Regions from separate parts of the Homo sapiens genome. Here region 2 is linked to region 1. The links are chromatin loops, found by intact Hi-C in ENCODE. Cell type or tissue: HepG2. All regions are shown on one strand. Links, peaks and the distances in the headings refer to the core of each region. The heading gives the core; the rest is flanking DNA.

Region 1 (16,365 bases), core at 4,030-12,029:
GATTTTTCATTGATTTTGTAAATAATTCTGTTCTGGTCCAGATCATCCTATTTTCCCCCTTCCTCAATATACAATTTTCCCTGATTCAGTGAATCCCTGAATTCATATAGTTCCATTTCCCAAGCTTGCAGACAGAAATACTGGCTCTTTGATGTGTCAAAAGTTTTTTAAGTGCTCACAGAGAATGCTCAGTACTTGGCTACAGTCGCCCAAGGTTCAAAGTTTAAGTTGAGCGCCTTTATCTACTATATTTCTTTGTTTTCCACTTGGACATTGCTGAAAACTAAAGGAAGTTTGATTTTCTCCAGTTTGAGTGTGTATTGCAGAGAATCTAAAACAGTTCTGAGGGGGTGTGTGTGTGTGTGTGTGTGTGTGTGTGTGAGAAAGAGAGAGAGAGAGGCAAACACAGAGAAAAATACTCTTCTTTGAAAGCTAAGAGAAAAATACCAGATTCTATAGCTCAAAACATTCTATATGATCTCAGGTCATGCTCAAAATTAACCACTGGGTCAGAACTCAAATTCTGTATGAGGCCAGATTTTAAAATAAAATTTAGGTATTTGTCTTAAAACAAAAACCAGGCCACTTTCAAAACTTACTCCAACAAAGACATGATTTCTTAAAGCAGTCTTGAAACGTTCTTTTATTTTATGTATGTTTCAGCTTTTTGGTTAAGTATCTGATTCTTAAAACACAAGTACAATTTGTAGCCTGCAAAGTTTGAAAAGTAATTCTGTTTGAATCAAAAGAGATGTTGATTTGATGACTGCTTTTGTTCAAAACAATCATGTCATAATTTATATGCTGTAATATCCATATCTTAATACTAGATCTCCTGGATAAACTGGTTTTCTCTACTACTTTGATAATTTTATTTTATTCAAAACTTGTTTCTGGATGCAGGAAGTATAGAAAGCTGATATTCTGGTATTATGGGTAAAACTGATGAAGTCAAAATTTTCCCCTTGGTGAAATGACTCTCAGATAATAAACAATGATCTTTCCCTCAGACCACTAGTGCATAGCCACACACATTGTGAGTAATTCCCTAACACAGTAAATTAACAAATGTAACTCAAATGAACTTAACTTGTTAAGAGTGTAGAGTTAATGAGCCTGAAACATCTGAGATTAGTTTAGGAGAGTGAGCTTGGGCAGGATTCAAAGCAACACACTGCATTCCAAATACTAGGAAATCTAGGCCATTGTCACAAGAAAGAGTGGAGCAGGAAAGTCAGCGAGTATGTCAGTATCCACCCATCATCCTTCAAAAAAAGGCAACTAAAAATGGGTAGGTAGAGTTTAAAAGTTATCATAGCTAGATACCTTATGGAAATGAGTGAAGCATTTCTAAGTGTATTGAGCTTGGAAGATACATATAGACATACTTGTAAATTTTGTATTTGTATTTATATTATAGTCTTTATATTAGACTATATATTGAGTCTTTGGTACTCTTATTTTTCATAATTCAGTTTGGAAGTGCATTAAATTTACCTTTGTCCTATCTATTTTTAAAATGCTTACAAAGGAAAATAAAGATAAAAATATAATTATAAGGAAAATTTTATCCTTCTTATATCTTTAAGAATGAACTTTTACATCTTTGTTACCCAGGCTGGTCTCGAAAACTTGGGCCCAAAAAATCCTCCTGCCTCTGCCTCCCAAAGTGCTGGGATTAGAGACGTGAGCCACCACATTTGGCCTGAAAGATTTCAAAGCAAACAATAAAGACCAAAAAAAAAAAAAAAAAAAACAAAAACAAAAATCCTAGTAGAAAACAAAGGAAAATATTTTTTGCAATTTTGAGATGAAAACATTTGTGCAAACAACACAACAAAGCTAGGAATCATCACAGAAATAACTACCAGATTCAAATTTATAAAGCATAAAATATTCTACATAGAAAAAAGTTTCCGTAAGCAAACTGAAGAAGACTAATGAAGTTATTTTAAAAAATATTTGAAATATGTATGACAAGGTAGCAATGTACTTAAGATATTTTTTAAAAACCTATAGAAATTAATGAAGAAAAGAGGACTCCCCAACTGGGAAATGAATAGGTAGAGGTCATGAACAGGCTACTCATAAAACAAGTAACTTAGGATGAGAATCTGGTAAAGGTCTGGAGGATGAGAAATTGGATACAAGAATAAGAAAATGATATGGAAAATGTGGAGAATGGACTTAATATGGAGGAAAGGAAAGGAATTGGGAGAAAAGTCTGGCATAATTAAACTGGAGGCAACCTAGACAGCCTTTAGGGTCTTGGCATGAAATAGACCTGGGTCTGAGTCTTTTCTCTGATGATGACAGTCACATAGCCTTGGCAAGTTGCTGGCTCACATGATTCTTAGTTTCATCATTTGTAATTTTTTTTTTTTTTTTTTTTTTTTTTTTGAGAGGGAGTCTCGCTCTGTCGCCCAGGCTGGAGTGCAGTGGTGAGATCGCGGCTCACTGCAAGCTCCGCCTCCCAGGTGCACACCATTCTCCTGCCTCAGCCTCCCGAGTAGCTGGGACTACAGGCGCCGCCACCACACCTGGCTAATTTTTTGGATTTTTTTTTTTTTTTTTTTTTTTAGTAGAGACGGGGTTTCACCGTGTTAGCCAGGATGGTCTCCATCTCCTGACCTCGTGATCCACCCGCCTCGGCCTCCCAAAGTGCTGGGATTACAGGCGTGAGCCACTGCACCCGGCCTCATCATTGTAATTTAAAGTACAGTTGTGAGGACTGAGCAAAACAATTTATTTGACTCAGTCAACTCTGTCTCACCTATGCATAGCCTGGTGGTTTAGTAAGACTGATTTATGCAACTCTGCCTCCTGCTATGCAGGGACCATCCAGTCCTGGAAGAGCAGACCAGGCCTCTCTGTTCATCTTCATGCCCCGTCGATAAACAATCCTTCCAAGGTAAAAAGCAAAGTGGACATGAGGTTTTCAGATCTGTCTAAGCTGTCTGCTCCAGAAGACAGCTTTGTTGACTAGTTCGTGAAGCAAATGTAGTCAGTTCAACAACCACTTTTTTCCAGGAAAAAAAGCAGGATGGATTTTTTTAGGGCATACAGGATAGATTATAAGCGCATTTGGTCTCTGTTATTTTATGTAGTTTTCTTTTGCAGGGTGGGGGGTTAGCATTTGATTCTTTTTTTTTTTTAATTTGGTCACCTTTTATGTAATTTATCTGCTTTTACTAAGGAGAATAGTCCCTTCTGCTGCAATTGTATTCAGAAATCCCCTTCATTATTCCAGAGATGGAAAGAAGATCATGACAGTAAGAAAGTAAATAAATGCTAAATACATTCATAAAGAAAAATGAAATGTTTCCTAGGAACGAGAGGGGAAAATATAGAAAGAGAAAAAGAAAGGGATGGAGAGGAGGAGAGGATAGCAACCAGTGGTTGCACACAAAAGTTTTTCCGTCAAAGACTGCCACCTGGTGGAATTGTAACTGTGCCTGTTCCTTTGGCCTCAGCTAGTTCTGGAAGGAGTCCAGAGTAATCAGACGCAACTGACCTGCGAGCCTTCAAAGCTAAATAAAAAGCGGATGAATAAATGTCGGTGCATCAGTAGATTCTAAATCTTGACAACACAGAAGGCTTATTTAATTTGATCCCTGTGCATCAGAGGCTTTAAACTGTCATTAGTCAGGCATGCTGCCACTCTCTTTTTGAAGGCTAGTGCTGTTTATTGGGCATAAACCAGCTATATTTCATGTGAGCAAGTGAAAGGAAACAAAATCTCTTGTGCTAAAATAAAGAATAAATATAAATGCTATTGTCTTATCCTGCATAAGCCTTCATGGACTTCTTTTCAAGGCATTTAAATAGTTTTCTTAAGAAAAAGTATATATTTGAAATTTTGACCAAATGAAATAACCACTGACACTTTTTTAAATGTCCCAAAGTGGTTTAAATTAGACAAGATTTTTAAGAGATTAATTCTACCCAGTAAGAAGATAATAATATTGATGGACAGGAATATATGTTCACATTTAATGTTTTCTCTCTATTCTACCAAACATGACAATGAAATTATACATATAAGGAATTTAGCCTTAACTCCATGCCTGCACACTACATTTCTGACTTCAACAAGGATTACTACACTGTATGTCAAAAACATATTTAAATGTCAAAGGCAACTTTGTATTTCTAAGCCTTTGTATTGCCTTCTTATCTGGTAGAGAAAAAGGCAAATAAGATTGGCTTATTTTTTACTTCTGCCCAGAAAAAAAAAAAAATCTTAGAGCTTCCATATTCTCTTTAATTACATTTTCTACCTCTAGGCTCCAAATTTCAATTTTCATTTACAGATTTCTAAGGTTTGCCTAATTTTTAAAGAACAGCTCTCTTTATTCCCATCCTGTGAGTTGAATACTCTGGACTTAGCTGTTTTCATGCCCAGATTTAATGACTGTTCAGCTTTGTGCAAAAAAAAGAACAGGTAAACAGATCCAAGGGGATGCTTTCTCTACTAAACTTATGTCAGTGAAAAGTTAATTGATTAAATTAAAACATTTGACATACTCAAATAAAAAACAGAAGTTAACAGTAAGATTTTCATTTGGGTACCCAACTTAAAAGCTTGACAAGAAACAAGAAATAGGTCCAGTGTGCATACAATACTTATCATTCATTTAGATGAGTCACTTAATATGTTACCAAAAAAAGCAAATTTATTGAGCATACAGACAATAAAGAAATAGTCTGCAAAGCAGAAGAACCAAGGAAGTAAAATTTCATGGTATCCAAGGTACAGAGTTTAAAAAAAAGAAGTACATGCAACTCATAAGTTAAGTAAAATAGACCTGAAAAATGTCCATTAGATATGACAATGAAAGAGCTATTGGATCGAGGGAAAGCAATCTCAATAGAATGATGAAGGCATCCTCTGCCAGGATGCAGTGGATTGAGGAGAAAGCTGGAGGCCGGGCGCGGTGGCTCACGCCTGTAATCCCAGCACTTTGGGAGGCCAAGGTGGGCGGATCACAAGGTCAGGAGATCAAGACCATCCTGGCTAACACAGTGAAACCCCATCTCTACTAAAAATACCAAAAAAAATTAGCCGGGCATGGTGGCGGGCGCCTGTAATCCCAGCTACTCGGGAGGCTGAGGCAGGAGAATGCCGTGAACCCAGGAGGTGGAGCTTGCAGTGAGCCGAGATGGCGCCACTGCACTCCGGCCTGGGCGACAGGGCGAGACTCCGTCTCAAAAAAAAAGAAAGAAAGAAAGCTGGAATAGTAGAAGTGGGAATAGCATTATTACTCTTTGAAAAAAATGTGGATAAAAGAGGAAGACAACAAAAAGGGGATTCAGGGTCCCACACAGGACTTTTTTAAGGACAAAGACCCATGAACATATTGATTTACTGCAAGAAATAATAAAGACAGTGGAAAGACAGCAATAAGGATATGAGTAAGAGAGAATGACTAAAAAGGAAGATCATGCTGGATTTAAGGAGAAGGGGTATCATTCCTCCTTTGTCTGGAACTGGAGCAAAAGTTGGAGGAGATAGTTGCGTATAGGCATACGTATTAAGGTACAGGGAACCAGCACACATCCAGTGACCTAAATGAGGTAAAAGGTAAAGTAGCTGTTGGAACTAAGGAGTGTGCAGGTTGACCACACAGACCAAGGGAAGTGGCAGAGATTGGGAACAGGAAAAGATGCTGACCAAGGAGAGTCCCCTGCGTGTGAGAAGAAGAGAAGCCAATTATCACATGAATCACAAGCTGGGTTTTTTCTGGGTGTCAGAGAAGGAACATGAGTAACTTATTTTCTGTGCCAAAATGATTTCCAGTAATTGTTCACAGAATGAGATGATGGACACTGATACTCTATGGTTGATCTTTCACTTTAAGTACAAGTATACACACCACCTACTCCCCAGCATATTAACATCAACTGTCATCATCATGAATTTGCACCTGCTGCTAAGCCTCATCTCATCTCCACCACTATCAGCCTTCTGTTCTCAAAAATAGTTAGAGGTACATTTGGCAATTTCTTTCTCTTTCTTCCCAACAAAGTTTTGTAGTTTCTTCTGTTCCTAATTTGCCACTTGCAACTCCCCTGGCGTCTCTACAGTTTCTGAAATAATACAGTATCTTCACAATATTAGTATATTCCTTACACTAAAAATATTCCATCCATATTTGCATGTTTGATTATCATACAATAGGCAGATAGTTAAAGGTTGGAGATCCAATTCTAGCCAAGATATTTTTAAGCAGCAAAGGTTTTTTAGATACAGCCCCCAAATTACAAATTATAAATGATAAAAATTGATAAATGTGACTACATCAAAATTCAAAACTCTTGTACTACAAAAGACAATGTCAGAAAAAAAGACAAGCCTCAGGTGTGGAGAAAAAATTGAAATATGTGTGGCAAAAGATAATTTTTTCAAGAAATGGTACAAGAACAATTGGATATCCCTATGCAAAAAAAATGCTCTTAGAACTGTACTTCATATATTAAAAAATTAACTCAAAATGAATTATACTTGATCTTAGCCAAAAGGCCAAAAAGCAATTCAAAATGGATCATATATCTCAATGCAAAGCCCAAAAATTATAAAACTTTTAAAAAGTAAATAAGAAAAAAAAATCCTGGAGACCTTGGGTTAATCAAAGATTTCTTAGATACAACACCAAAAGCATAATCAATGAAAGAACAAAATGATAAATTTGTCTTCAAATTTAAAACTTCTACTATTAAAAGACACTCCTAAGAGAATGAAAAGGCAAGTCATTAACTGGAAGGAAATTTTTGTAAAACATATACCTGATAAAGACTTGCATCTAGCATATGTGAAGAACTGTCAAAACCAAACAATAAGCAAACAAACAGACCAGTTTTTAAAATGGGCAAAAGAATGAACACAAAATTTACCAGAGAAAACATATAGATGGCAAATAAGCATACGGAAGCGTGTCCAACGTCATTACTCATTGAAGAAATGCAAGTTAAAATCAGATATGACCACATACCTATTAGGATGGCTAAAACTAAAAACACTGACCGTATCAAGCATTGCAGAGAATGTGGAGGAACTGGAACTCTCAATCCTGTTGGTAGGAATGCAAAATGGTATGGCTACATTGGGAAATAGTTATATTGTTTCTTAAAAAACTAAATATATACCTACTATATGATCTAGCCATTCTGTTCTTTGGTATTTACCCAAAAGAAATGAAAGAATATATCCACACACACACACACACACACACACAAAAAAAAAAAAAAAACTTGTATAAGAATGTTCATAGAAGCTTTATTTATGATAAGCAAAACTGTGAAGCAACTCTAATGTCCATCAGCAGGTGAATAAATAAATTGTGGCATATCCCTTTAATGGAATATTACTTACCAATGAAAAGGAATAAATTATTGTTACATGCAACAATATTGATGGATCTCAAAATATGCTGAGTGAAAGAAGTGAGCCAATATAGGGTACATACTGCATGATTCCACTTCCATAAAATTCTGGAAAATGTAATCTAATTTACAGTGGCAGAAAGGAAATCCATAGTTTCAGCAAGTTAGCAGGTTATGGAGAAACAGAAGAGATAGACTACAAAGGAGCATGAAGAAAATTTTGGGCTTGATGGGTATGTTCATTTTCTTAATTGCAGTAATGACTTCACAAGTATATACATACGTCAAAACTTATCAAATTGCCTACTTTAAATATGTGTTTATTATATGTTGATATCTCAAAGTTGTTTAGAAATGTCACTGCTACCTGTGCTTTCTTCATAGAAAAGCATAAACAATATAATGAACATCTGTGTGTTAACAACCCAGCTTAAAAATAAATTATTAAAAATATATTTAAAGCTCCCCAAATATACCTTTTGCACTAGGTAGAGGATCTCACTTCATCTTTAGTGAGGAGGACCTGCAGAGATCACAGAATCTCACATTTCCCTTTTGCAAATGTGTACAACAAATAATACCTAGTTCTCATTGCAGAGTAAGAGTCCAGTCATTTCCCACAAATTCTTTTGCCATCTTCACATGATGTCAAGCTCAAGAACTTTCTCTAGGTGGTGGCAAATAGAGAGCCCCTTTATCTAACCACACAGACCTCATCTCAATTCAAAAGAAACATGTTTGGATTCGCTCCAGCACTGCATAGCTAGGGTATTGCTCTGCTCCATGAGCGGCAGATGGGGCAGGATGACTCTGGGCAAACTCAGGTGCATGAATGGCTCTTTTTACTTCCTAGCTGACTGACAAAGGTGGAACAGACCCTCCACTTGTGCTTTATCACTCTCGGCTGTCCATCTTTTCGTGCATTATATATTCTCTGTCGGAAATGACAATGTTTCTGCTGGAAAAGAAAAAAGGAGTTCAGCCTGTCAGCAGTGTAGTGGGAAGTAAAAGCATTTCACAAGTTCCGATCTTATCTTAGCAACTGCTTTTCTAAATATTTTGCAATAGTACAGTAAGAAAGCTCTTTTTCAACAATAATAGAAGAAAGGCCTTTTTCTAAAATGTTATAACCCAAAAACATCAAAGAGTTAATGTCAGGCTGAAATGGGAAGAATATACTCTGCCTTAAAATTAATCTTTAGGAGTAAAATAAGTAGATTCCTTTTTTTTTTTTTTTTTTTTTTTTTTTTGAGACAGAGTCTCGCTCTGTCCCCCAGGCTGGATTGCAGTGGGGCGATCTTGACTCACTGCAAGCTCCACCTCCCAGGTTCACGCCCTTCTCCTGCCTCAGCCTCTCAAGTAGCTGGGACTACAGGCGCCGGCCACCACGCCTGGCTAATTTTTTGTATTTTTAGTAGAGACGGGATTTCACCGTGTTAGACAGGATGGTCTCAATCTCCTGACCTTGTGATCCGCCCACCTTGGCCTCCCAAAGTGCTGGGATTACAGGCATGAGCCATCATGCCCGGCCATAACCAAGTAGATTTCTAAGCAATTATGCCTATTACAGAAAATTTCAGCATGTGGAACTCTCTGGGGCCTCAGAGACCACCATGATCAAGACCCTCACTTTACAATGAAGGAACTGAGGCATGATTGCTTTATTGTCTTCTATTTCGAAAGCATTCTAAATCTCTAGACGGTCACCAGCATATGCCTTTTCAAAACTTTCCAACTATAGAACAGTAAGGTTTCAAGAAAGAAATGGTGGGTGGCTCTCCTTCAATGGAACTAAAGTAAACAATCTATAAAAGCTAAGTAAGTTTTATTCCACTAAGGAACAAACGAACGACTGCTTCTGATCTAAGTTTTTCCAGTTTTCCTGAAATTGATGCAAGAAAAAGAGATCAGTTGCCTACTCTTCTGCCATTTCACAACTTGCACAACACACATGGCCCCATAATCAAGCAACAGATTAATCACGGCTCATGGCATAGCCCTGAATCTCCTCACTTCCATAGGCCAGAAAAGCTGACAGGCATGTTGGTTATGAGGGTCTAATGGGATCAACTGTTAGCAAGATAAACAACCTCTTTATCAACACTGCCATAAAAGTAATCTTCCAACGGTAAATGTGTGATCATGCCTCTCCTTAAAATTCCTTCATAGTTCCCCAGGCCCTCGGTGTAAAGTTTAATTTTCTCTGTTTCTCTTTACAAAGCCCTTCATAACCTGTATCCTTTTTTAATAGCCTTATTGAGGTATAACTAATATACAAAAAAGGTGCATATTTAATATGTATAATTCAATGAATTTGGATGTAAGCATATATCCATGACACCATCACCACAATCATAACAAACATCCATCACTTCCAGAGGTTTCCTTGTGTCCCCATGGGTTTTTTGTTTGTTTTTTGGTTTTGTTGTGTTTGTTCTGTTTTGTGGTAAGAACACTTAACACGAGATTTACCCTCTTAACAAACTTTTAAGTACACATACCATATTATTAACTGTAGGCACTATGTTGTACAGCAGATCTCTAGAACTTACTATGCTTGTGTAACTGTAACTTTATATTCATTGAACCTATCTCTTACTTATCTAAGATCCTTTTCTGTCTTCACTACTATGAGCACCACCATCACCACTCTTCATTCTACCCCTGCACCCTGCATCCCAGACAAATATTTGAAATTCTCCAATCAGGCCTTGTTCACACTTTCAAGGCTAGCTCATCTGGCATTCTCTTCCTTGAATGTGCCTCTCCTCTTCCACCATCCTAAGTCTACCTTGGTAAATGCTCATCTGCAGTCAGCTTCCAGTAGGGTGCACAGCGATCCCCATCTCCTTGTATTCATACCCTTGTGTAATCCCTTCCCTTGTGTGTAAGCTAAGCTTAGTGACCTGCTTCTAATGAACGAACTATGGCAAAAGTGATGAGGTGCCACTTTAGAGATTAGATCACAAAAGACCATGCCTCTGGTCTTGCTCACACTCACTCTCTGCCTCTTCTTCCTTGCTCACTGGGGTGAAGCAAGCTGCCATGTTGTGAGCTGCTCTAAGCAGAAGCCCAAGTGGCCAGAAACTGAGAGAAGCCCCAACTGCCAGCAAGTAACTGAGGCCTTCAGTCCAAAAGCATATGAGGAACCGAATCTTACCAACAACAATGAGTGAGTTTGGGAGCAAATCTCTCCCTGGTCAAGTAGTCAAGATAACTGCAGCCCAGCTGACATGTTAATTGCAGCCTCCCAAAAAACTAAGCAAGAACCACCCACCTACCCCATACCCAGACCCCTGACCCAGTGAAACTATAATAAATTTTGTTGATTGAAGCTACAAAGTCTGGGGAGTAATTTGTTTCCCAGCAATAGATAATTAATATGTTATCTCTTGACACTCAATTAACTAGTATCTGCCAGCCTAGAAAAAATTAACTCCTCTCTTCTTTATAACTAACCATGCCCTGTACTCCTGCCTCTGTCATAGAATTGTCACGCATGTGCTTCTTTGCAGCTTTGTCTCTCCCATTCTACTTGAAGATCTTTGAAATTGGAACATGTCTTTTAAAATTTGTATCCCAAGATCCTAGCACAAAGCATGTTTGTGAATTGATGAATGGAAGTGAATTAAATTATAACTTATTCTCAAAATTGAAATTTTTAAAAGACTGACAAGTCAAATTTGCTTTCTTACAAGTACAGGGAAATATGCTGGGAATTACCAGAATAGCATAAAACCCTCCCTCTTAGAGGTCTCTTTTTTATTCAGAGACAACCCTTTACTGACCATATCATTATCCAGTGTGGTGACTGTTTAAGATGACTCTTCCTGGGTTGGGCGAAAATTCAATTAAAATGGAAATCATTCAAGCTAAACATTCTCAGAAATAAAAATCACCCACTTCACACAATGAGAATCACCTACTGATCTATTTTGCCTCTTCGTAACTGCTCAAAGAAGGTCCCTTCTACAAGGAGTTAGATTGGAAGAATAGGAGGTTTGATGAACACTTCCCCAAGAAAAAGGGCATAGGTTAGAAGTCTAACAGGTATTCTAGTTACTTTTTCAGAAGGAGATTATAAAATATTTTTATATGCTTATTATATATGCTACCTCCTATTTTTTCATGTCTTGATTAATATTACAATGCATAAAATCAAAAGCCCCTAGATTTGTCTTCTAGGAAATGGAGTGTGAGACTTTATGGGCCACTCTATCGTGCTGAGCGACAGAGGGATTGTTTGAGCTGTAGAGAGGCTGAAAATATTAGAGAAGATGGAAAAGAAAGTTAACTTTCTGAGACTGCCTGCAAGAGAAGAAACTAAAAATAATCAACTTCCTGAGACTAGGTATCTTGTCTCCCATTTGTTAACACATCAATCCTGTGCTACAAAGGTAACAATGTCTTCCCATAAGGTGTTGGTCTAGACTTCAGTTCACATTCACTTTCCTTTAAGGAGCATTTATTGAGCAGCTTCCCTGTGCCAAGTTCTCTGCCAAGGGAGGTACCATGAGACATGATGTGGGATGTCCCAGTGGAAGACCCAGCACCCAGAATGAAACCCAAGCCAGTAGCAGCCCTTATATTGAAGGAATTGTTTTCTCTTGATGGTTTTTCTGTACTATCTAAATGTTTTCATTTATATCCCTGTTATAGGAGAAAAAATATTCTAACACAAACAAGATTGATTTTGTCAAGTGTAGGAAACACAAGCTAATGGAATGCTTGAGTTAATGATGCTTCCAACATTAAGGTCTATTTAGTGACATATTTTATGGTTCAAACTGTGCCCAGAGTAATAATATACTCCCTTGTCTCACATTTCTCTACATGAGCACAACATTCGGTAGTGTGGGATTTTAAAATCTAAATAATATCAATATGAAAATTTTGAAACTTCAATTAAATATCTAGGAGCTCCCAAACATACAGATGTTGAGTAGCCATATGCGAACCCCCCCGCCCCGCCCCCACCTGCCTTACACAAATATAATACTAGGCGCTTAACAAATGGTGGTTGATTTAACCTACCAGGGGCTACAGCTGGTGCCTTTCACACACTATCCTAATTTATTGCTTCACCAGTCATGCAAAATAGATGTTAGTACAGCCTCCCCTCGGCTTATGCAGGGTGTTTGTTCCAAGACTGCCCACTTATACTCAAATCCCTGCATACTCAAGTCCCATAGCTGTCCTGCAGATCCCACACATAGGAAAAGTCAGCCTTCAGTATATTTGGTCAATCCACATTTGGTTGAAAAAAAAATCCCCATGTAAGTGGACCCATGCAGTTCAAATCCATGTTGTTCAAGGGTCAACTGTATTTCCAATATGTAATTATCTAATATATATTTGGGCTTATATGTGCCAAAGGGTAACTAGGGGAAGCATTTAATATATGTTTTCATGTATGTATTTATTCATTCAGCAACTCTATTTGAGAGTCTCCTATGATCCAGGGATCAGGTTAACCCCTGAGGATATAACAGCAAACAAACCAAATAGACAGGGCACTGTCCTCATGGAGCACACTTTCCAGGCAAGTGGAGACATCAATAAATAAGAAAACAAAAAATAGCAAGACAATTACAGACCACGTAAGTGCAAGGAAAGAAAATAATTAAATGAAGAGATAAAAAATTTCTGGTGATCAGGAAAGTCACTCTGGGGAGATCTGAAGAACTGAAGTAGACAGTCATGCAAAGACCTGGAGGAAGAGATCCCAGACAGGCCTGGGAAAAAGCCCTGAGCTGGGAAAAAGCCTGGCTTGCTAGATGAGCAGAAAAAATGCCAGGGGTACAATTGTTCAAGGTAAATCTGGAAAGATAAGTGAGAGTTGGGTGGTTCAGGGCTTTATGGTTTATGGTGAGGAATTTTGATTCTATTTTAAAACCACAGGGAAGCACTGAATACTTTAAGCTGGAGTATGGTATGATCATTTGTGTACTTTTTAAAGATGATTCCAGTTGTTGAGAGGGGAATGAACCTTAGATAAGCAAGAGTGGAAGTGGGGAAACTAGTGGGAATATCATTACTGCCATCCAGATTCCTATCATTCAGAGATGGTAGAGGATTGGGGAAAAGGAGGTGGCCATGGCTATGGAGAAAAAAGGATACTTCTGAGATGTGTTGCAGTGGTAGAAACAACAAAGCTCACTGGAGAACTTAATGTGGGAAGCGACCTTATAGGGCTGGCACAATTACTGCCTGTTTATACTCCCTTTACACACAGATAAAGACACTGAAACTGAAGCCTGGGCCCTTGGCCACCGTGCTCCATTCCTTCACACGCATCCCTACTCCTTACCCATAATTTCTTCAGGTAAACTCAGGTTTGTCTCACCTTCTATTCCTGCTCTTGACCATTGGTTTTCAACCAGGCTGTCATGTACAGACATGGATGTTGTGCGCTGCCCAGCTAGAGGAGGCAGGGGACACAGGCTACTGTGTAGGTTTTAAAGATAGGTTTACAAGTTCTTTAATATTCCTCCCTTCAAAGTGCTTAATACTCTTCCTGTCGAGTGTGGGCTGGACTTGGTGATGCACTTCTGGTGAATAGAATACCCAGAAGTGATGACATGTAGAATGTCACTTCTGAGACTAGGTTATAAAAAGACTGTGGCTTCTGTGCCCAGTCTCTCTCTCTCTCTCTCTCTCTCTCTCTCTCTCTCTCTCTCCCCCTCTCCCCCTCTCCCCCTCTCCCTCTCTCCCTCTCTCCCTCTCTCCCTCTCTCCCTCTCCCCCATAACTCAATAGAAAGCCAGACGCCATATAAAAAGGACTCCTGGCCATCCCACAGGCAAGCCCACATGGCATGGAACCAAGGCCCGTCAGCAACCACATCAGGGAGCTTGAGAGCACATCTGAGGCCTCACAAAAAGCCACCATAAATGAGCTTGGAAGAAGATTCTCCCCTAGTTCAGCCCAAAGATGACTCCAGCACCAACCAACAGCTTGAATACAACTACATGAGAAACCTAGATATCTGACCCATGGAAACTATGAGATAATAAATATTTTTAAGCACCCCAAAGAAATCATTTGGGGTGATTTGTTACACAGCAATCGATAACTAGTACAAGTATCATGTGAATGGTTCCTGGAGTTATGCAGTATGGTGGTCCTCTTTCCCCCTGCCCCTCATTGCTGCTCCATTACTGTGTCCCCTGCCTTAGAACTATCCCTCAGCTCCAGAGACTAGTCTTGGACTTTTTATTCCAGTTCATCCTTAATCACGTTCCGGGATAGGATCCCCAGTCTCTGTCCACTGACTTTATATCCCTTACCCATGGGCACGAAGTGCTTCACCTCCTTCCATCTGAGGCTCAAGAGATGATTCTGGCTAGGCCTGCATTATTTTTATATATTTGCCTGGATTAAACAAATACGGATAAAAAATTTTAATTTTAATATTTCTGTTTATTCCTAGTAAAAGATACTGTCAAACCATTTTCAGAGGAATAACTGTATCAGAATCTCTGGGGTGCTCTACACACATACAAATTTCTGTACCCTAACACTAGAGAGGCTAACTCAGTAGGTTTCAGTTAAGTCCAGAAAGCTGTATTTTTAAAGAGCTCCCATGTAATTCTGAGACCTAGCCAACTTTTGTAAACTCTAGCTTAGTATTTCTCTCCATCTTGCTATAAAAACAAAGCATGTAACCGGAACCAGAAACTGGGTTTCCCATGTCTTCTTCAATGAATCTCTCACACACATACATAATAAAGTCTATATTTTACCTCTCTGCATTTTATTGACAGCAGTAACTTAATTACATTTGATGAATGTCTGCAAAGATGTAGCAATAAGGATATATTAAATTTATATGAGACCTTTGTACTTTTAGGAAACTGGGACTCAACTTGATGCAAGTTAGTACTTGGAACATATAAATTTATTTTCTGTAATCTCACTTTTGCAGTAAGGACTTTCATTGGCATCTTAGCTCACTCTGTGGAGAATGTGAAGAGCATCTCAATAAATTAAAAAATGACAGCTTTAGGTTTATCAATGATTGAAGCTGCAAAACTATGAGCTAAAGAAAATACAGCAAAGCAAAAATAGAGCCATTTATTCTGTTAGAGTTAAATTCAGGGAAGCAGGGCAGTCAGCAAAAATGCCAAACTCAGTCAAAGACGCTACTGGAGAGGGTTTCTGGTAGGAAGAAAGGAAACTGCAGTTTTCTAATTAACACTGCAATGAATACTAAAAATGACCTTAAAATGGACCTTAAAATGTATTTTAATGAGTTTTTGGCAGGGACTGCCGATGAGCCCTTTTTCATAAGTGAAGGGAAATGTCTTAAAATTAAGCAAGGCTTATGATCATCATACTGGAATCATATTTCAGGGAAATAAAGCCTTTTGCTGGAAGTTAAACAAAAGGCCCAGTAGGAATACTAATCAAGCTTGTGTCTTATTCTAATAATTCTAAAGGCAGATTCCTGAAGTATAAATGTTATAGCATCACACACACACACCCCACTTCCTATTCCACATCTACCTAATTGTCTGCTTCACTGTCTTTCCCTTTCTCTCCAATCGTTCTTCAGGTTCTTTGCCAAACCCAATTATATTAAAATATATACAAGTCTCTTCCGTATTTTCTAAAGCCTTTACTTGCCCTAGACATCTAGTTTAATATAGTATCTGCTACTAGTTTTCCACTAAAGTACCTTCACCTCCGAAGATAGAGAAAAATACTGCAGCTCACAATCCAATGCCCAGAGCAAACCATGCCCTGGAACACACACCCCCATGGCAGTTCCTCCCCTTTACCTCTAGAGAGCAGCTCCTACCAAAGCAGCCAGCCAACCATGTAATCACCAAGGGGCTCATCTTGCCCACTGCCCAGAAAAGCCAATGCACTTTTTTGCACCAAAAAAATAGTTTAATTAATGTAATGCAGGGCTAGCCAAGTGGAAAATAAAATTTATTACTCAAATCAGCCTCAAGAACTCAGAGGCTAGGGTTTTTAT
Region 2 (16,365 bases), core at 4,614-12,613, 120 kb before region 1:
AGGAATCCAGGCAGCCCAGACGAGGCAGTTCCCCCCCAGCGCAGCATACCCTCTCCACCAAGGGACAATCAAAGTGCTTCATTAAACGGGCCCTGCTCCCTGTGACACCCAACTGGGTTGTCAGATACCCTGTACAGGAGCATTTCTACTGGCATCAGGTCGGTGTCCCTCGAGTTCAGAGATCCCAGAGGAAGGAGCAGGCACCCATCTTTTCTGTTCTCCAGCCTCCTCAAGTGATATCTTCAGGTGCAGGAGTGAACCAGATGAATAGGGCCTGAAGTGAACTCCCAGCAAACCACAGCAGCCCTACAGAAGAGGGACCCGACCATTGAAAGAAAAAAAACAACAAACAGGAAGCAACAACAATAGCATTAACACAAAGTTCCCACAAAAACCTCATCCAAGGGTCAGCAAGCTCAAAGATCAAACTAGACAAACTCATGAAGATGAGAAAGAATCAACGAAAAAATGCTGAAAACTCAAAAGCCAGAGTGCCTTTTCTCCTTCAAATGATCACAACACCTCTCCAGCAAGGGTGCAGAACTGGACGGAGGATAAGTTGAACAAATTGACAGAAGTAGGCTTCAGTAGATGAGTAATAACAAACTCCACTGAGCTAAAGGAGCAAGTTCTAACCCAATTCAAAGAAGCTAACAACCTTGATAAAAGATTACAGGAGCTGCTAACTAGAATAACCAATTTAGAGAGGAACATAAATGACCTGATGGAGCTGAAAAACACAACACAAGAACTTCGTGAAGCATACACAAGTATCAATAGATGAATCGATCGAGCAGAAGAAAGAATATCAGAGTTTGAAGACCATCTTGCTGAAATAAGGCAGGCAGACAAGATTAGAGAAAAAAGAATGAAAAGGAATAAACAAAACCTTCCAGAAATATGGGACTATGTAAAAAGACTGAACCTACAATTGATTGGAGTACCTGAAAGAGATGGGGAGAATGGAACCAAGTTGGAAAACACACTTCAGGATATTATCCAGGAGAACTTCCCCAACCTAGCAAGTCAGGCCAACATTCAAATTCAGGAAATACAGAGAGCACCATTAAGATACTCACAAGAAGATCAACCCCAAGGCACACGATGATCAGATTCTCCAAGGTCAAAATGAAGGAAAAAAATGTTAAGGGCAGCCAGAGAGAAAGGCCAGGTAACCTACAAAGAGAAGCCCATCAGACTAACTAACAGTGGATCTCTCAGCAAAAGCTCTATAAGCCAGAAAGGGGGCGGTGGTGGCAATATTCAACATTATTAAAGAAAAGAATTATCATCCCAGAATTTCATATGCAGCCAAACTAAGCTTCATAAGTGAAGGAGAAATAAAATCCTTTGCAAACAAGCAAATGCTGAGGGATTTCATCACCTCCAGGAGTGCCTTGCAAGAGCTCCTGAAGGAAGCACTAACTATGGAAAGGAAAAACCAGTACCAGTCACTGCAAAAACACACCAAAATATAAAGGCCAAAGACACTATGAAGAAACTGCATCAACTAGTGTGCAAAATAACCAGCTAGCATCATGATGACAGGATCGAATTCACACATAACAATATAAACCTTAAAAGTAAATAGACTAAAGTCCCCAATTAAAAGACACAGATTGAAAAATTGGATAAAGGGTCAAAACACATCAGTATGCTGTATTCAGGAGACCCATCTCACATGCAGACACACATAGGCTTAAAATAAAGGGATGGAGGAAAATTTACCAAGCAAATGGAAAGCAAAAAAAAAAAAAAAAAAAAAAAAAAAAAGCAGGTATTGCATCCTACTCTCTGACCAAACAGACTTTGAACCAACAAACATCAAAGAAGACAAAGAAGGGCGTTACATAATGGTAAAGGGATCAATTCAACAAGAAGAGCTAACTATCATAAATACATATATGCACGCAATACAAGAGCACCCAGATTCATAAAACAAGTTTTTAGAGACCTACAAAGAGACTTAGACTCCCACACAATAATTGTGGGAGACTTTAACACCTCACTGTCAATATTAGACAGATCAATGAGACAGAAAATTAACAAGAATATTCAGGACTTGAACTCAGCTCTAATCAAGTGGACCTAATAGACATCTACAGAACTCTCCACCCCAAATCAACAGAATATACACTCTTCTCAGTGCCACATGGCACTTATTCAAAAATTGACCACATAATTGGAAGTAAAACACTCCTCAACAAATGCAAAAGAATGGAAATCATAACAAACAGTCTCTCACACCACAGTGCAATAAAATTGGGACTCAGGATTAAGACACTCACTCAAAACCACACAACTACATGCGAAGTGAATAACCTGCTCCTGAATAACTTGTGGGTAAATAATGAAATTAAAGCAGAAGTCAAGAAGTTCTTTGAAACCAATGAGAACAAAGAGAATGTACCAGAATCTCTGGGACACAGCTAAAGCAGTGTTAAGAGGGAAGTTTATAGCACTAAATGGCCCCATCAGAAAGCTAGAAAGATCTCAAGTCAACACCCTAACATCACGATTAAAAGAGCTAGAGAAGCAAAAGCAAACAAATCCAAAAGCTAGCAGAAGAAATAACTAAGATCAGAGCAGAACTGCAGGAGATAGAGTCATCAAAAACCCTTCAAAAAATCAGTGAATCCAGGAACTGGCTTTTTGAAAAAAATTAGCAAAATAGATAGACTGCTAGCTAGACTAATAAAGAATAAAAGAGAGAATAATCAAATAGACACAATAAAAATTGCTAAACGGGATATCACCACTGACTCCACAAAAATACAAAGTACCATTAGACAATACTATAAACACCTCTATGCAAATAAACTAGAAAATCTAGAAGAAATGTTTTAAATCCAGGATACATACACCCTCCCAATACTAAACCAGGGAGACGTCGAATCCCTGAATAGACCAATATCAAGTTCTGAAATTGAGGCTGTAATGAATAGCCTACCAAAAAAAATCCCAGGACTAGGCAGATTCACAGCCAAATTCTACCAAAGTTACAAAGAGGAGCTGGTACCATTCCTTCTGAAATAATTCCAAACAATAGAAAAGGAGGGACTCCTCCCTAACTCATTTTATGAGGCCAGCATCATCCTGATACCAAAACCTGGCAGAGACACAACAAAGAAAGAAAACTTCAGGCCAGTATCTCTGATGAACATCGATGCAAAAATCCTCAATAAAATACTGGCAAACCAAATCCAGCAGCACATCAAAAAGCTTATCCACCACGATTAAGTCAGCTTCATCCCTGGGATGCAAGGCTGGTTCAATATATGCAAATCAATAAATGTAATCCATCACATAAACAAAACCAATGACAAAAACCACATGATTATCTCAACAGACGCAGAAAAGGCCTTCGATAAGTCAACATCCCTTCATGTTAAACACTCTCAATAAACTAGGTATTGATGGAACATATCTCAAAATAATAAGAGCTGTTGTCATAAATGACAAACCCACAGCCAATATCATACTGAATGAGCAAAAGCTGGAAGCATTCCCTTTGAAAACTGGCACAAGATAAGGATGTCCTCTCTCATCACTACTATTCAACATAGTATTGAAAATTCTGGCCAGGGCAATAGCCAAGAGAAAGAAATAAAGTGTATTCAGATAGTAAGAGAAGAAGTCAAATTGTCTCTGTTTGCAGATGACATGATCCTATATTTAGAAAACCCCATCATCTCAGCCCCAAAACTCCTTAAGCTGATAAGCAACTTCAGCAAAGTCTCAGGACAGAAAATCAATGTGCAAAAATCACAAGCATTCCTACACACCAACAATAGACAATCAGAGAGCCAAATCACGAATGAACTCCCATTCACAATTGCTACAAAGAGAATAAAATACCTAGAAATACAGCTAACAAGAGATGTGAAGGACCTCTTCAAGGAGAACTATAAACCACTGCTCGAGGAAATGAGAGGACACAAACAAATGGAAAAGCATCCCATCCTCCTGAATAGGAAGAATCAATATCGTGATGTGTATATAACCCGCTTTGGCTATCTTCTTCGTTTTAACTTCCATAAAATATTTCTTGGGAATGAAATACTCTAAATATTGAGGTACCATGCTTTCTTTTTTTTTTTTTTTTTTTTTTTTTTTTTTTTGAGATGGAGTCTCGCTCTGTCGCCCAGGCTGGAGTGCAGTGGCGGGATCTCGGCTCACTGCAAGCTCCGCCTCCCGGGTTCACGCCATTCTCCTGCCTAAGCCTCCCGAGTAGCTGGGACTACAGGCGCCCGCCACTACGTCCGGCTAATTTTTTGTATTTTTAGTAGAGACGGGGTTTCACCGTTTTTTAGCCGGGATGGTCTCGATCTCCTGACCTCGTGATCCGCCCGCCTCGGCCTCCCAAAGTGCTGGGATTACAGGCGTGGTACCATGCTTTCTTTGTGGCAGTTTATAAGGTTCATTTTTCTCCCCAGATTGTCACATGGCAAGTGATTGAGATCATTAGCCAACTAGGTAAGTTTGTCTTTTGCACAATGAACTTCATCAACTAATGTGCACAGATTCTATCATTCACATAAAAATATATTTGGAAAGTATGATTAATGACATTAAATTAATCTGAGACACACATTTGTAAATATTTCATCAGCTCTGAAATCAAGATACATGTTATAATTACTGGCTTGCCATATTTAATTGGCAGCATTTAAAAAAATTTAGTGACACATAAAACAAAGGTGTAACTTATATTCAATATGGTACCATGAAGTGAATTAACTGCAGTGTTAATGTTCTACAAACCTGATTAGATCTGACAGATACATTTTTGACTAAATGATCTTAACTACTTGGAGTATTTTCCCCCTGTAATTTATTGAAAGCAAATTCAGAACAAAGTTGTTTTATTATATGTTTATCCCAGAAACCTCATATTGATTCTTGATATCAGGTAGGGAAGATTTCTCTTCACATTTATGTGTTACCACCACCCTCCCCACCTAAGACTTGATGTCTTTCATCTCCTTTAATCGGGTTTGTGCTCTTCTTGTCCTTTTAGTTTTCAGTTATCTCCATATCACTTCACATGCCCATTCTCCTGCTCTTGCAGCTACAAAATCAGTTAGTTTCCTATTTATCTCCCATTTCAGTTATCAGAAAGCTACTTTCTAGTCTTGCCCCTCCTATTTGCTTCACATTTCCTACTATTTTCTTGATTTGGAAATGGGATTATAAGAAATGCCTTCCCAATGTATCTCAAAGTGTTTTTGTGAAGATGAAGTATGTGAAAACTCATTGAGAAGTATTAAATTGGATACAAAGAGACCCAGTCCAGTTATGTTATTTGATATTATTTTGACCGCAACTGCTGTAGATGAGGGACTTAGTTTGAGACACTCCCGCTCACTGCTGGGATTCAGGCAGGTTTAGGCTTGTTTTGCAAACTGATGAGATATACCTTCAGAAGCCTATTTACAGGGCCAAGGAGCCACCTGAGAAAGATCCTGAGTTACATCAGTTCCTGGGGTTCCGACATATGTGGGCATGTCTAATAAACTGATGCATCTGTTCAGTCAGGAACCTGGACACTCAGAAACAGATCTGTCCTACATAAGAAGGAGGCTAGCTCGAGTAATTTAACCCAATACCAGTGTCTAGTTGTTGGTGAGGAATAAGAACTCTGAACACAATGTGATGGTAGTCACTCAAATCTGTCCTTAGTCCTGATTCCTGGAAGCTCTGCCACTAGGACAGCAAAGGTTTTAAGTAAAAATATCCCTCTCAGAAAGTTAACTGCAGTCTGAAGACTAAAGAAGGTGGAGGACAAGGAGAGGGAGGAAAAGTTCAAACAGCAATTTAGCAAACACCTTAATGTATAGAGAAAGAACATATGCAATTTCAAATGTCGAATCTCCTCATTTTCCTTCCTACAACCTGGCTGCCTCATATCAGTCTTCCTCACTGTCACAGAGTAATTTTTTTGAAATCAGACTCACTATTTTACTCCCCTGTTAAATACTCATATGTCTCAGCATTTCCAACCAATTTTCAAATTATTTAGCATGTCATACAAAGCCCATCATAAGCATCATAAGCTGTCCCAGACACATTTTTTACTCAAAATAAGTATGATACTGAAAAAGGTGAGAAGCATGAAATAATACTAAGCATAAAAACTATAAAAATTGATCCTGTACTATACTAGAACTACGTAAAACATATTTACACTCAATATAGCCCAAATATAGCCCACATTAAATTTTTTTTTAGATTTCTTGATTCAAACATAAATATTATACCAACATGGCAAACCACATATGTCATCATAAATTTTGCTACTTTTAATTCACAGAGGACTTTAGCAAAATAATACTGGCATTATTGTTCACTTTTCATCTTGGATCAATTTGTTGTGAAAGTGACCTTTTTCCATTGCAATTGTTACCATGAAACACAAAGTAAGATGTGAAACTGCCTCTACCTTAGGCAAAGCTGACTTAATCTTATGAGGATGACATGATAAAAGCCTGATAGTTAAAATACCTTTTGTCTTTGTCATTTTTTTCCCCCGCTGAAGTTAATATCATCATTTTTAGAAAAGCTATTTTTATATTTGCCTTGTGTTGTTTTAGGATCATTGCTGACTACTGTTATTGTTATTTTAGGTATATGAAGTCTCAAAGTAAAACAGGTTTTTATAATTTTCAAATGTGACCCCTATATGCAGTTTATTTTATGCTATTGCATATTATAGAAATTAAGATTTTTCACCAAAAATATTACTTTTAATAGAAAGTGTTTATCACATTCAACAGCAGTCACTTTTTAATCTTTGTAATGTATCTATACATTTTCAGTGAGTATTTTTTCTATTACATTAAGCTTAGCTATATTGGCAATATGTTTCTTTTAACATTCCAAGAATGTTTGCTTATACACTGGGATGTTTGCAAATGTCTACATATAAGCAAAGGGTTATCTACAAATCCAGGTACAAGTTTCAAGACCCCTCTCTCAGTAACGTGTCAGTCAGAATTTTTTATTTGTTTGAAAGGGAAATAATTATAATGGAAACTAAGCTTCACAAAAATGGTGATTTTTTTTTAAGAATCTGGGCAGCTCATAAAATGGAAAGAGGGGCCATCTGAGAACCTCCAGAGTCCCCAGAAACCCTCCCTGAGCCGCCCATTCTTCCCCTAGGGAAGGCCTAGTGACCATTACAGAAGACCCTATCACCTCCCCTTCCCAACTTCCTCAGACAGTTCTCTCCCTCAGTTCCCACCATTATCTTGTAAAGCCTTAAATTCCTCACATCTTTCTGTTGCATCTTTATCAACACTTCCCTATTTCAACTTTCCTCTCCTTTTGCCTAGACTGATAGAATAACCTTCCTACCTTCCTTCTTTTTGAAAAATTTTCTATGTGATAAGTGAATATTCCCAGCTGATACCGGCATCATCAATAAAATAATTATTTAACTATGTATTTACTGAGTGACTATTATGTAGTGACATTGTGCTGGGACCCAAAGATTAAACAGAAAAATCATAGGTGTTCAATGATACAGAGGATAGAGGTTCAGTGATAGAGAGGAACAGTAATTAAATTCTTACACAAAGAGATTGTAGCAGAGCCTGCTACTTGTCCTCCAATATAATTTATTTTGTCTTCCTTGATAAATGAACTTTCATATGGGTATAATGAATACTCCATTTCCCAGACTCCCTCATTATTGGAAATTATCACACTATTACAGGAAAGGAGAGTTTGCCCGTCTTGTCTCCTACTCTCTCCCTGCTGGCAGGCATGTGTAACTGATGGCTATCTAGGATGGCACACAGGAGGACTGTGCCTGTGGGATGGTTGAGTAACAAGACAGAAGCTGTGTCCTTGGATGACCTCATGCATCAAAGCTGCCCTGCCAGCCCTGGGACAGCCTACCTACAGGCTATTACACTAAGAGCAGTAAGCTTCCTTCTTGTTTAAACCTCTTATTTAAACATTGTTATCTGAGGTCTGTATTACATAGACTCTAACGAGGGGGAGTGTGTGTGTGGGTGTGTGTATATATATATGTACACGAATGTTAGTTTGTATTTACAAACTGTAACTTTTTGTATTTACAGTCTGCAACTTACAGACTGTAATAAGTTATAGGAAACATTGAAAAGAGGAATCTGATCTACTTAGGAAGATCAAGATGTCAATTCAGTTATTAAAAAACTGAAGAAGGCACAAATAAATGGAAAGATATCCTATGTTCATGGATTGGATAATTTAATATTGTTAAAATGTCCATACTATCAAAAGCAATCTAGATTCAATACAATCCCTATCAAAATTCCAATGTGACTTTTTGCAAAAATAGAAAAAACAATCCTTAAATTTGTGTAGTAATACAAAGACTGCAAATAGCTAAAACAGTCTTGAGCAAAAACAATAAAACTGGAGGCATCACACTGCTTGATTTCAAAATATACTACAAAACTGTAATAACCAAAACAGCATGATAGTGGCATAAAAACAGACACATAGATCAATGAAATAGAATAAAGAATCCAGAAGTAAACCAAAACAGTTACAATAAATTGATTTTTGGCAAAGGTGCCAAAAGCACACAATGGTGAAAGGACAATGCACTCAGTAAATGGCACTGGAAAACCGGTTATCCACATGCAGAAAGATGAAATAAGGCCCTTATGTTACACTATTCCCAAAAATCAACTCAAATTGGATTAAAGATCTAAATGTAAAACCTAAAACTATAAAACTACTAGAATAAAACTTAGGGGAAAAGCTCCATAACACTGCTGTTTGGGCAAGGATTTTTTGGCTATGACCCCAAAAGCTCAGGCAACAAAAGCAAAAATAGACAGATGGGATTGCATCAAACTAAAAACGTTCTGCCCAGCAACCAAAAAAAAAAAAAAAAAAAAAAAAAGAATTAACAAATTGAAGAGACAACCCACAGACTGGGAAAAATATTTTGCAAGCTATACATATATCTGTTAAGGGGCTAATAACCAAAATACATAAAGAACTCTTTCACTCAATAGTAAACAAATAACTTGATTAAAATATAAGCAAAGGACCTGAATAGACACATCTCAAAAGAAGACATATGAATGACCACAGGTTCATGAAAAAAATGCTCAGCACCATCTCATCAGGGAAATGCAAATTAAAACCACAATGTGATATCGCCTTATGCCTGTTAGAATGGGTTTTATCAAAAAGATGAAAGATAAGTGTTTGCAAGGATATGGACAAAAGGGAACCCTGTACACTGTTAGTGGGAATGTAAGTTAGTGCAGCCATTATGAAAAACAGTATGGAGGTTCCTCAAAAATCTAAATATAAAACTATCACACAGTCCAGCAATCCCACTTCTGAGAATACATCCAAAGGAATTGAAAGAAATATGTCAAAGCGATGTCTGTACTCCCATGTTCAATGCAGCATTATTTACACTAGCTAAGGTATGGAATCAAGTGTCAATCAACGGATGAATGGCTAAAGAAAATGTAGTATATTTACACAGTAGAACACAACTCAGCCTCAAAAGAGAATAAAACTCAGTCATTTAGGACAACATAGGTAAATCTACAGGACATGCTAAGTGAAATAAGCCAGGCACAGAAAGACAAATACTGCATAATCTCAATTATATGTGGAATTGCAAAAAAGTTGAACTCACAGAATTAGAGAGAAGAATGGTGGCTATCAGATTCTGGGGTAAGGGAGTGAGGGAATGGGGAGTAAATAACTGGTCAAAGGATACAAAGTTTCAGTTAGACAGGAGGAATAAGTTTTGAGATCTGTTGCTCAGCAGGGTATGTATAATCGATAATAATGTATTGTATATTTCAAAATAATTAAGAGTAAGTTTCAAATGTATCAATAAAAAAAGTTAAAAAGTAAAGTGATAGATATGTTGATTAGCTCAATTTAATCATTCCACATTGCATACATATATCAAAACATCACATTGCACTTCATAAATGTAACATAATTATGACTTGTCTATTAAAAATTTGCTTTTACATTTTAAAAACAAAAGAACACATTACAGCAATGTATAGTCTCTGTTAAAGTCCAGGTTAAAACTGCCAGGTGCATTTGAAGTTTTTTTGAGTATTTTCCATAATGGCAATTTTTCAAAAGGCAATTATTAAAGGTGGAATGTGCAAGCATTAAAGCTATTTTTTTAATTACCTAGTGCCTATGAAGTTCCAGGCACCTTTTTTTCCCCTAGATGTTAGGAATGAATGTACAGTGAACAAAGCAAAGTCTTTGTCCTCATAGAGCTTATGCTTTACTGCATAAAACAAGCAATCAATCCATCCATAAATGGGTACAAATATAGTAAGTAGTGACAATGCTGAAAAAAAAAGCAGCATAAGAGGAGAGTGACAGGCTGCTGTCTGAGATAGGGCTGTAAAGGAAGCCCTCTCAGAGGTGGTGGTGCAATTTGGGCACAGACCTGGATGAAGGAAGAGAGTGATGATTTTGGTAATGATCTGGGGAAAAGATGTCCCAGGAAGAGGAAACGGGCAGTGCAGAGACTCTGCCACAGATATGCAGCTTAAAATGTGAAGGAATAGCAAGAGGACCAGTGGGAATGGAGCTGTGTGAGCAGATCAGCTTTAAATAACAGAGCTAACGAAACTTCACTGAGCATGTGATTTTTTGTTGGTTCAGCTGATTATGATTCACATTTTGCAATCTTGAAAAAATTGCTTAGAGAAACAGAAGAATACCATAGAGAAGAATATTTTGAGTTTAAACAGATTAGAAATTTAAAACAATGGATTGCTAAATAATGTTCAAACTCTGCCTTGACATGTTGCTTACGATTATTATTAAACTCTGCACAAAATATTGTGGCATAGGTTAAATGAAATACATCATTCAACATATAAGTGTCTTGAGCATCAACCTTCTGTATTTCCTTCTTCCATACCTTTCCAGGTTTTAGTTTGGTTGGTAATAGACACAAGAAGCACATTCTTCCCAATACCGAGGAAGATGAGTCACCTATTTTCCAGGAGATGATAATAAAGGCAATATTTAGGAGAAAACATATGCATAATGCAATTTCAAGAATTGGGAGACAGAAGTCCCAGCAGAACCAGTGATAAGGCCAGAGTCCACGGGTGACAATGATTCCAGAGGACTTTGGGAGTAAGAACATGAGCTCTTTCTGCCAACCCTCTCTCACATCTCCTTTCTCCTCCTATCAATAACCTTCAGTAAATTAGAGAATTTCCAGATAACAGAAAAGTGGATTTAGCAGAATTCCCTAGCTTCTTATGACATTCACAAAATTAAGACTGTTGTGTGGATTTTTAAAATTAGATTTTTAGCATAATCTTTTAATGAAAATGTTTTTAAGAGCCCTCTAGAATAAATATTTCCTGAAATATTCTGCCTAGAGAAAGATTTGGGGAAATAGTAGCTGCATACCATATTACTGCCAACACTCTCCACCCTTCTTCTACCTGAAACCACCTGGAGATCTTATGGCAGATTCTTGTTCTTGTGGAATGAGTGATTCAAACGATAGCTCCCATTGTGTTATGAAAGTGCTTCTGTAAGAGATGCAAGCAAAGCACCTTTTCAAAGGAAAGTCTTTAACTTTCCTTGAAGACTAAGGAAAAGGTGCTTAACCTTAACAGTATGGAAAATTTTTAGGAATAAAACACATTTCGATGCCAAAGTCAATAATCTCATCTTGAAATACAAATGGATTAGCATATATTGGTGAATTAATGGAACTTGGGATTTTCATTCTTTAAGAACAGATGGTAAATATGTATTGCCAGTTCATTCTAGCAACTGGCTCAGTAAACTCCAATGCAGCTCCTTTCAACATCTTACTAAAATATCAAAAGACAGAAAAAAGATAAATGCCTCAAATCACACAGAAATATATAACTATCAGGCAGCCCATAAATTGAAGCCAGTGAACATCATTTGCTGTATTCGGAATTGTTTTTCTAAACCTAGCCCTATCAGTCCTACAATTGTTGTCTATTCCTCCAAGATTACAGTGTTAGGCTGCCTATAGTTATATCAGATAGTTTTGTGTTTAGATTCAACTGACACAAAATTCTACTAAGCCAGTCTTGTTTGCTGAGCCTTCACAATTTACAGGGCAAAGAAGTAGATGCTGCAGAGAGAAACACAGTTGCAGAAAGGCAAGGAGGCACAGTGACTGCCTGCTCCGTGGAAGATGTCATTTTCTGCTAATTCCACTCCAATGGCAGGAGGCAGAAGCAATGCATGAGAAAGACTCTGGTCAATTATGGCCTCAAGGAGGAAAGGTCAAGGTTCTACTAATCCTGGAAGGAATAAGCCACAGCACTCAGGATAAATATTTCAGGACTCTGTTATAAACACACTGTAGATTTGAATTCTAGCCTAAACAAGGAGTTTTCCTAGAAAATGTTTTCTAAATAGTCAAAGTCCTGTAACTTTGTTTTCTAAATATTCAATGTTTATGACTTAGTTTTCATTCTGCCACCACTTCACTCTGCCAACTTGGCAGGACAAGTTGCTTAAACTCTCAGCATCTTTACAGTTGGAAGTATCAGGTTGCTAAACTTTCCCTAAAGTGTTGGAAAGACTCTATTATTATAACTGTGTATCCTAAGACAAGTCCTTTAATACCTGTGTTTCTGTTTGCTGACCAATAAAATGTGAATAAGAAACATTTGCTGAATTTACCAAGTTTTAGAAAGAATTCAACTAAAATCATAGAAAATGCCTTATAAGATGTATTTTAGCATTAGGAATACTATTTCTAACAAGAGATTAACTGCCATCCAATAAGGAATCACAATTCTCTATAACCATAACTTTCCACAAAAACCAATGTTTACACAAAAAAGGCCTTTCCTATAAGTTTTAGTAAAGCAGAAAACTCGCTTTTTTTCTATCTTTTCAAGTGTTTAAGTGAAGAACATTTAATAATTACAACATTTTTTAAAATGGCAAACTCGTAGAAAGACCTTTTTATACACAGAAGTCATTCTCTAATTCAGAGTTTTCCTGACCACAATGTCAGTTAGGCTATTCATCTGTATTTGGTTATACCTTCAGTTTATTTCACTAGAACCTTATCTTTTATTATTTATAGTTCTGTATCATCTGGTCGCTGCCTGAGTGTCTGAAAGGATTAGTGTAAATTGAGTTTTATGAATCAATTTTGGCTGTAAGTGCTTTAGATTATCTCATAATTCACTTCATGAATGTATTTCCTAATTCACCTATTTGCAAGCTGGAAAATTGTTAAACTGGTTTTCTTAAAGAGATGTGACATGGCACAAAGGTGAAATTGATAGGAAAGACATATCAGTAATTGAGACTCTTTGAAAAATGTTTCTTATAGCAAAACAGACACACACATGGAAAATCACATTGTCAGTTTTAGCCATTTAGGGGGAAAAGCAACTCACCATTTTAATCAGAAATGTCAATGGTATATGCTTTTACGATAACTTTTGAAATTTCAAGTTCAACTGTTATTTGTTGATGTGAATACTGATGTAATACTCATCTCTGTTTCTGTAAAAGGAAAATATGATCCATTTTGCAGATGTCTACCATAGAAAATAAGCTGCTTTAATAGAAGGGGTGATCCACTGAAAGTTGAGTTAGTCAAGATTAACAAGTAAGCATTTGCCTCCATGAGTGAGTTACTGCATGTCTCACTTTGTTGATGTTCTTCATTATACTTATTATCAATTTCATAGGAATATTTAATAACATGAATAAAATATACTGTTCAGAATAAAAGGAAAAGTATCTTTCAAATAAAGACAAGATTCAGTCTATAAGATTCATAGATTATGGAATAGAAGGATTAATGAGTGGCATATTGTATTTACATAATGTCCCCTGTTTCAAATCACCTTTTTATTTAATCTTTGATTAAAAGATCACAAAATCCCTGTACATGCCTGGTACTTTCCATATGAGAATGTCTTCCAATAAGGAAAACTCATTAAAATATGACTTATAAACATAATGTTGATGGGGTTATGCTAACTTCTAACTCAGCTGGGAAACTGCCAACTTAAAATGCAATTATGAAATATAAGCTATAAAACTGACTATGGTAATGCCAATAATTTGGTAATTACAAGAACATTTGCAAGTGGATACTGAAGAATGTGTTCCAACAATATAGATCAGGGGAGAAGTACTCTGGCTAATAATACTATTCTAGTTCATTATAATTATTTAAGGTATAATTCATAATACATAAAGTAATATAAATCATTCCACTAATTTATTTTGACCCTTTACTTACCAAATAACATCATCTGAAATTGATTTTTTTTCTTAGTTGTTCCTAAGGCAAAGACGATGCACCAATCAACAACACAAGACTTCTAGGTTACCATTGCTGCAAATAGTAACTAATCTATATATTGCTCTATAAAGAGGCTTGTTATCAGTTCACTTAACACAGACTAACCCTCTTCCAAGACAAAAATGTCATCGTGGTGAGTTAATAAAGTCAAATTAATTAGAAAGCAAACCCAAGACTGTTTAAGATCTTGGTAAGGACTGACTTTCCCATTGTTGCATTCCCAGACCCTGTGCAAAACAGTAGAATGGCTTTTACCTATATATTAAAACATATTTTTCTGTATACAAATTATATAAGGGTTTAATAATAACTAAGGAAACTTGAGACATTTAAACTTACTTTCCTTTATTCACTCTACTTTTTTTTCCATTATTATTTTTATGAAATCATGTACAAATAGCTTAAGATGTAAAATGCAACACAAGGCTACATTTTTTAAAAAGAAACTGAAATTTTTTATTTTATATTAAGTATTATATTAATATATTAATATATATTTTATATATATTTTAAAACTCTAATTTACTGTGAGATCACAGTAAAATAATGCTATCATTTAAAATCAAGACACTCCCTGCTATCCTTGGGTGAAATTGCCAAATATTTGTACAATCATTTTTACTTATTTTTCCATGAGCTGGTTAACAGGATTGTGATGGTTAATATTGAGTGTTAACTTGATTGGATTCAAGGATACAAAGTATTGTTCCTGGGTGTGTCTGTGAGGGTGTTGCCAAAGGAGATTAACATTTTAGTCAGTGGACTGGGAGAGGCAGACCTACCCTTAATTCAGGTGGGCACCATCTAGCATGAATAGGATAAAAGCAGGCAGAGGAACGTGGAAGGGCTAGACTGACCCGAGTCTTCTGGCCTCCATCTTTCTCCCATGCTGGATGCTTCCTGCCCTTGAACATCAGACTCCCAAGTTCTTCAGCTTTTGGACTCCTGGACTTACACCAATGATTTGTCAGGGGCTCTCAGGCTGTCGGCCACAGACTGAAGGCTACACTATCAGCTTCCCTACTTTTGAGGTGTTCAGACTCAGACGAGCTTCCTGGCTTCTCAGCTTAGAGATGGCCTACTGTGGGACTTCACCTTGTGATTGTGTGAGTCAATTCTCCTAATAAACTCCCCTTCATATATTCATCTATCCTATTAGTTCTGTCCCCTCTAGAGAACCCTGACTAATACAGATTTTGGTACCAGTGATACAGGAGTTATTAAGAAATGATTTTTAGGCAGATAGTAAGGGTAAATGTTCTCAGTAGAAATTTTCTTGTAATTAGAAACAACCACCCCAACCATCTCTTTTCTTTTTATTATTATTATTATTATTATTATACTTTAAGTTCTGGGATACATGTGCACAACATGCAGGTTTGTTACATAGGTATACATGTGCCATGCTGGTTTGCTGCACCCATCAACTCGTCGTTTACATTAGGTATTTCTCCCAGTGCTATTCCTCCCCCAGCCCCCTACCCCCAACAGGCCCCGGTGTGGGATGTTCCCCTCCCTGTGTCCATGTGTTCTCATTGTTCACCTCCCACTTATGAGTGAGAACATGCAGTGTTTGATTTTCTGTCCTTGTGATAGTTTGCTGAGAATTATGGCTTCCAGCTTCATCCATGTCCCTGCAAAGGACATGAACTCTTCTTTTTTATGGCTGCATAGTATTCCATGGTGTATATGTGCCATGTTTTCTTTCTTCAGTCTATTATTGATGGACATTTGGGTTGGTTCCAAGTCTTTGCTGTTGTGAATAGTGCCGCAATAAACATACATGTGCATGTGTCTTTATAGTAGCATGATTTATCCTTTGGGTATATACCCAGTAATGGGATTGCTGGGTCAAGTGGTATTTCTAGTTCTAGATCCTTGAGGAATCACCACACTGTCTTCCACAATCCAACCATCTCTTTTCTAACAGAAAAACCTGCTTGAAAAGCCTGGCCAGCAAGCTTTGATATGCAAATGCTGGCCTTTAGAAACTGGTTTCACTCAAAATGGTAATTCCCACCACC

Evidence for each region. Peaks named below come from ENCODE experiments on the same cell type or tissue, not always from the same donor. Only the 100,000 strongest peaks of a DNase experiment are listed, where the experiment ranks them.
Region 2: a loop joins it to region 1, with 4 times the contacts of the local background. A loop is called at or near these places in 8 of 110 quality-filtered maps.

The regions. Positions count from the first base shown.
Region 1 is chr9:32,248,200-32,264,564 of GRCh38, forward strand. No RefSeq gene overlaps it. Among named protein-coding and RNA genes, the nearest start is that of ACO1, 130 kb to the right of the region's middle. In HepG2, for the core only: no CTCF peak of the experiment used is centred there; a DNase peak (open chromatin) is centred at 8,212.
Region 2 is chr9:32,129,077-32,145,441 of GRCh38, forward strand. No RefSeq gene overlaps it. Among named protein-coding and RNA genes, the nearest start is that of ACO1, 250 kb to the right of the region's middle. In HepG2, for the core only: a CTCF peak has its summit at 7,738; a DNase peak (open chromatin) is centred at 7,855.